Regions from separate parts of the Homo sapiens genome. Here region 1 is linked to region 2. The links are chromatin contacts, found by Hi-C in ENCODE. All regions are on one chromosome and are shown on one strand. Each heading gives the region's core, a stretch centred on a gene start or an enhancer-like site at or near the end of the contact. The rest is flanking DNA. Distances are from core to core; before and after follow the strand shown. Region 1 holds the start of MAOA (monoamine oxidase A). Region 2 holds the start of RPGR (retinitis pigmentosa GTPase regulator).

Region 1 (3,068 bases), core at 555-3,054, 5.3 Mb before region 2:
CTTGCCTAGTGGGACCAGATTTTGGGAAACAGCAGTCCACTTCATTGCAGGTACTCAACAAGTGTTTTTTGAATGAATAAATAAATACATAAATAAATAAAGAGAAACAAGCTGAAATACTCCTTTTTCTTACTCTCCACCAGGAGCTGCTTTCCTCTGATGCTCCAACATACATGTATGTTTTTGCTGGTACTGGCTGGAACTGGCAAAGCAACAGTTCATGCCAATCTCTTCTCTTGGCCTGTTCAGGATAAACAATGTTGGGTTCAGATAAAGCTATCTCTACCCAACATTAATTTGTAGCATGTTCAGAGTCTCCTCGAAAGATTTATATATAAAAATGGCTACTGTGGGGCCACTCTACTTACTCCCTCCCATCAGCTTTCTCTTTCTGAATCAGATCCTGCAGGGATAACTCAGAAATTATTAACACCTAGTAGGGGGAGGATAGGTCAGTGTGGTATTCTAGCCAGGGATGAAAGGCAACAAAATTCCTAATTTTCAAACATTTTACCAATGATGGCAACATAGGCGACAATATATCAATCATGATGAGGCTTCCAGGAAGATATTGGAAAGCCTCATGCACCACTCACTTGGTTAGCCACAAATCCAAGCCAGGACCAGGGGCACCCTGGCCCACCAACTGGCTCATCAGAAGACAAGATTCAGGTGGTGGGAGCTCTTAGTGAAAGGAGGAAGGAGGATACAACAGGGCACTCAGCCCCTGCTTCATAAAGGGATTCTCTTTGGACAATAAATGTCCTACACCTTCCTGCAAGTTCATATATATATATACACACACACAGTTCATATATATATATATATAAACACAGTTCATATATATATATATAAACACAGTTCATATATATATATAAACACAGTTCATATATATATATAAACACAGTTCATATATATATATAAACACAGTTCATATATATATATAAACACAGTTCATATATATATATAAACACAGTTCATACACACACACACACACACACACACACACACACACACAGGAATAGTTTAAGAGCTCACCCCCTCTTCTCCTCTTTTTTTTTTTAACCTTTTCTTAAAGGAGTCTACCTCCTTCCTCTTCACCTACTAAATTTTCTACGGAAAATAGAGAAGAGCAGGACTGGAATAACACTACTGCTCCCTCAATACTACAGAAATCTGTATCCTGATGTTCTGTTTAGGGCAAAGGATATGAAATCAGTGAGGCAAAGCAGCCACCTCAGGAATTAGTACTGCAGGTCTTAAATGGGAGAAAATCGTTCAGCCACTTACAAGCTAGGTGATTCGACCTCAAGAGAGTTATTGAAACTCCCCAGACCTCAGTTTCTTGGTTTTGCAAAACGGGGATGAATTTAGTTCCCACCTCACAGGACTGTTGAGGACTGAGAAAATCCACGTAAAGTGCTAAATACAACTGCACAGCAAGAGCTAATTAAATATTAGTATTTAATAGTAGTAGTAGTAAAATTATTGTGTCTGCCTCCCCCAGTCACACCACCAGCAAAACTGGCACAACCCCCACTCCTACCTCGCAGGATATGGGGCCAAGCCATGGCTACACTACACTCTCGCATGCATGAGAGACCCCCAAACACCACAAGAGCTACTGTAGGTTCCCCTACCCCTCACTGGCCAGGGTCCCCCAGGCCACCGCTACGGTCCACACTGACCTGAAATGCCACCTCCGATCACGACTACGTCGAACATGTGGCCCGCGATACTCGCCTTCTCTTGATTCTCCATGCTTTGGCTGACACGCTCCTGGGTCGTAGGCACAGGAGTGGGGACGGCAAAGGGTGGGAAGGACCCTTCTATCAACTCCCCCGGGGAGCCCGGGGGCGGAGCCGATCCTTCTTTTGATACCCGGGGGGAGCCGGGCACTGTGGGCGGGGCGAACCCTTTTGCTGATACTCCGGGAGCGCCCAGGGGCGGAGCTGATGTTTCAGCTGATACCCGGGGGGAGCTGGGCACTGAGAGCGGGGCGGACCCTTGTACTGACACTCGGCGAGAGTTATTAGGTTTAGAATGTCCTTGTGTCGGCAGCTGGAAAGGATTACTGGGTGCAGGAGGTTCTTGTATTGAACCCCGCGGAGTGTCAGGCACTGAGGTGGGGGTAGACGCCTGCCTTGACACTGGGGGGATGTTATGGGGTGCAGGAGGTGCTTGTGGCGACACTGGGGAAATGTTATTGGGTAGAGGTGGTCCTGGTACCAAACCCCAGGGGAAGCTGGACACTGAGGATGCGGCAGACCCTTGTACTGACACTCGGGGGTGTTACTGGGTGTAGGAGGTGCTTGTATTGACACTTGCGAAAGGTCATTGGGTATAGGAGGTCCCCGTACAAATATCCAAGTGTAGTCGGACACTGAGGTCAGGTTGGAATCCGGGGGCAGGGTCGGTCCTTTTACCAAACCCCGTGGGGTGCTGAACCCTGAGGAGAAGGCAGACCCTTGCAATGACTCTACGGGGGAGTTTACGGGCGGGGTAGGTCCTGTTACTAATACCCAGGGAATGCCGGTGTCCTGATTGGAGGCTGTGACGGCCCCATCGGAGGAGTTCGAGCTGGTGGTAGACTTGGGGATCCGACTGCTCGGGTTGTAAGCGCTGAAACCCCGGAGGCCACTCTTGGAGTCGGAGTCAGTACTCTCGCTAAGACCGGTAGTGCTGATTGGGGAGTGTATGCTGGAGCTCCAGGAGGCGGCCTCGGCAGTTGAGGACGTGCTCCACTGGGAACTGGCTAGCGGATCCGAGACGGACCGCCACTCAGAACGGACGCTCCATTCGGACAGGCTGTAGGAGGTGTCGTCCAAGCTGGAGTCCGGGTTCGGGACCTGGGCAGTTGTGCCCCCGGCTTCGGGCGGGCCCTCCGCCTTGCGCTCGGTGCCGGTGCCGGTACTGGTGCGGGTACTGGTGCCGGTGCCGGTACTGGTGCGGGTACTGGTGCCGGTGCCGGTACTGGTGCGGGTACTGGTGCCGGTGCCGGTGCCGCCGGGGAAGGAGGCTGAGGCGTTTGTGCTCATGTTTCTGGAGCACGCTGGGCGCTGGGGGCG
Region 2 (2,886 bases), core at 207-2,706:
CTAAGAACTATTTGGTAGTCCAGCACTGTCTAGGAGTCAATAGTCAGAAACCATTTCCTGTTGATTCTAAGACCTAAAATATTTTCAAATCTGCCTGCTCCTCTCTGGCACCAATGAACTGTACTCCAAGCCATCCTGACCACATGTCTGAAATTCTGCAATAGCCTCTGAACCCTTCTCACTGCTCCAGTTTATTCTCTACAAAGCATCTAGACCAGGCAGAATGATTTCAGGGACACACATAACTGATCCTGTCCTGTTGTTCTACTGCCTAAAACTTCTCAGTGGTTTCACATTGTCTTTAGGATAAAATCTCAGATCCTTAATAGGCCCAAGACCTTGCCACCTCGCTAGGAACCAGCCTCGCCTCTTGGTGTTCCTGGAAAGAGTCAAGCTCCTTACAAACCTTTATACACAATTTACTCTCTGCCAAGAGCTCTCTCCCCCTCCTGGCTTATCTTTCTCCAGTTCTTAGATTTAATGTTCTTTCTTCAGATAAGCCTTTCTTAACCTCCTACACCAGGTCAACGCTTCTTGTTAACCACTTCCTTAGTAACCTCCACTTTGCTTTGTAAGTAAATGATTATTTGTGTAACTAATAGTTTAATGTCCCCTCTTCATGTTAATGCAAACTTCCTGAGAAAGTGTTGGTAACACACAAGAGTAATTCAGGGATCCCTGAATCCAATTGTGTCTGATTCTAGGGCCCATGTCCACAACTACCAAACGTACGTAAATCTGCTCATTCTGGAAGATGGCTTTTTGCTTCTTTATTTCATGATAGCCAAATGTTGATGCATGGGAAACCCTGCATCATATAACATCGCTGAGCAAATTCTAGAGCAATGATGTTGGGCTACCCCTTTGTGTATGTTCTGTGAGTAGTGGACCATATACACCTCAGCTTTTACTTTTGTTGACTACAGGCTGGACTAGCTGGACTAGCTGCCCACATGCTTAAACAGAGGTAACATTAACCACTTTACAGGGTTGTAATAGTACTCATTTGTCCAATAAATACGTAATGAGCATTCAGTATAGGCCAGATGTTGGTTTAGATGCTGGGGATATCTTTAGCAGAGTGCTTACCTCCTTTAATGTTCCAGCTGGTCACTATTACTAGTAGTGTCATAATTGTGTGTCGATGCTTGCTTATGTCACGGAGTATGGGATTTGTGACGTTTGCCACTCATGGGCAGGGTCCCTGCGGCGCCTGGACCTCCAACGGCACAAGGGCGCGGACTCCACAGCATCACTGCGCGGCGTGGCCGCCTCTCTGCTCCAGGCCGCCAGAGGGCGCGTGGTCTCTACTGCCCCTCCGCTGTGCCTGAGCCTGCCCCTTACCAGCCACCCGGCCTCCGTTCCCCTCCCCAACGGCGCCTGTCCCGCCTTGCATTCCCAAGCTCCGCCCCCGTTGCCCGTAGCGGCTGTTTGTTGACTTCCGGGAGCGCGGTTGTAGTTGATCTCCGGAGTTTCGCCATGCGGAACTTGGGGGCTTTCGCGGCCCGCGTCGGTGCGGAGTAGCTGCTTTAGCCCCGACCAAACCGTCCTCTACAGCCTCCTGGCCCCGGCGCAGGCTGCCCGTACTGCCCGTGGCATGAGGGAGCCGGAAGAGCTGATGCCCGGTGAGTTGCGCCCGCGCCGGTGGCGGAAGGCCGGGAGGGAGGGTCCGCGGGCGGCCGGGCCCCGCCTCCGGATCGGCCCTGTAGGGGGACAGGCCCCAGGCTTGGCAGCCGGACTGGGGCGGGATCGCTGGTTGCGCTCCCGCGAATGACTGAGGGCAGAGGACCGGACGGGAAGAACAGGATGGGGGAGAACGGGAAAGAGGGTGCCTGTCTTTCGTATGCTTTTTAAATAAGCTCTTGATGAGCTTCTTGAAGGCAGGGACACTTTTTTTTTTTTTTTATGAGACGGAGTTTCACTCTTGTTGCCCAGGCTGGAGTGCAATGGCGCAATCTCGGCTCACCGCAACCTCCGCATCCCGGGTTCAGGCGATTCTCCTGCCTTAGCCTCCGAGTAGCTGCGATTACAGGCATGCGCCACCACGCCCGGCTAATTTTATATTTTTAGTAGAGACGGGGTTCCTCCATGTTGGTCAGGCTGATCTCGAACTCCCGACCTCAGGTGATCAGCCCACCTCGGCCTCCCAAATTGCTGGGATTACAGTCGTGAGCCACCGCGCCCGGCCAGGGAGGGACACTTTCTGTAAACTCCCCAAAGTGCGGACTCCAGACTTGTGCACTTTGGAGGTCCTGAGCTCCCGGTTATGTATTGAATGCAGTAAAGAGTGAGTGATCAGGGCTGTGGGGTAAAAGGGGATACAGGAAATAAATTGGACAAAGAGGGAGAAGAGGGACCCTTTAGCGAGTGTTTTTTAGCCTTTTTTTTCCTGAGCTCCATAGTTAGAAATACTTTTGACATTGTGACCCGATACTCCATATATACCGTGTAACAGAAATAGATGTCTGGTGAAGCAGTCCTTGTTCTATCCACTTAGATTCCACACACACCTTTTTGATAATGCATTCTTTTAAAATGCTGATCGTGATCCACTGAATTGATTTTCTGGCCCACTAATAGGTCACGACCATTTTGAAAAAACACTGGGTTTGAGCAGAATCATACCTTCACTGAAATATGTATGTTTTCTTCCATGCTCCTGGCCGGAACTGACATTCCTGGCCTGCAGTTCACAATTTAGTGAGACATACAGGAAAGTAAACAAAATGACCATATAAATTGACAGTAGATATTACAGGGCCAGAGCAGAGCCACCAAACCTTGGCTTGGGATGAGGGTATCAGGGAAGCCAGGGGAGCCAAGACAAAACAGTTAAAATGTTAAAGTAATTCATTCTGGGGAAACTCAGAGTCTGTTCTAGATCCT

What was found. A loop is a pair of places that touch in the nucleus more often than their neighbours do. Pooled maps may share reads with other maps.
Region 1: a loop to region 2 is called in a map of B cell, with 14 times the contacts of the local background. The contact joins the promoter of MAOA here to the promoter of RPGR in region 2. A Hi-C loop is called at or near these places in 3 of 168 maps with a recorded cell type or tissue (B cell, CD8-positive, alpha-beta T cell and naive thymus-derived CD4-positive, alpha-beta T cell) and 5 of 50 pooled maps.

Annotation. Positions count from the first base shown.
Region 1 is chrX:43,655,035-43,658,102 of GRCh38, reverse strand. It overlaps MAOA (monoamine oxidase A), which reads right to left and starts at 1,804. Exons shown (of 15, transcript NM_000240.4): 1 at 1,689-1,804. The coding sequence starts at 1,761. RefSeq lists an enhancer at 2,911-2,970 and a silencer at 2,902-3,068.
Region 2 is chrX:38,326,079-38,328,964 of GRCh38, reverse strand. RPGR (retinitis pigmentosa GTPase regulator) reads left to right here and starts at 1,456. Exons shown (of 15, transcript NM_001034853.2): 1 at 1,456-1,625. The coding sequence starts at 1,598. It also overlaps a transcript of OTC not described here. RefSeq lists a silencer at 1,518-1,767.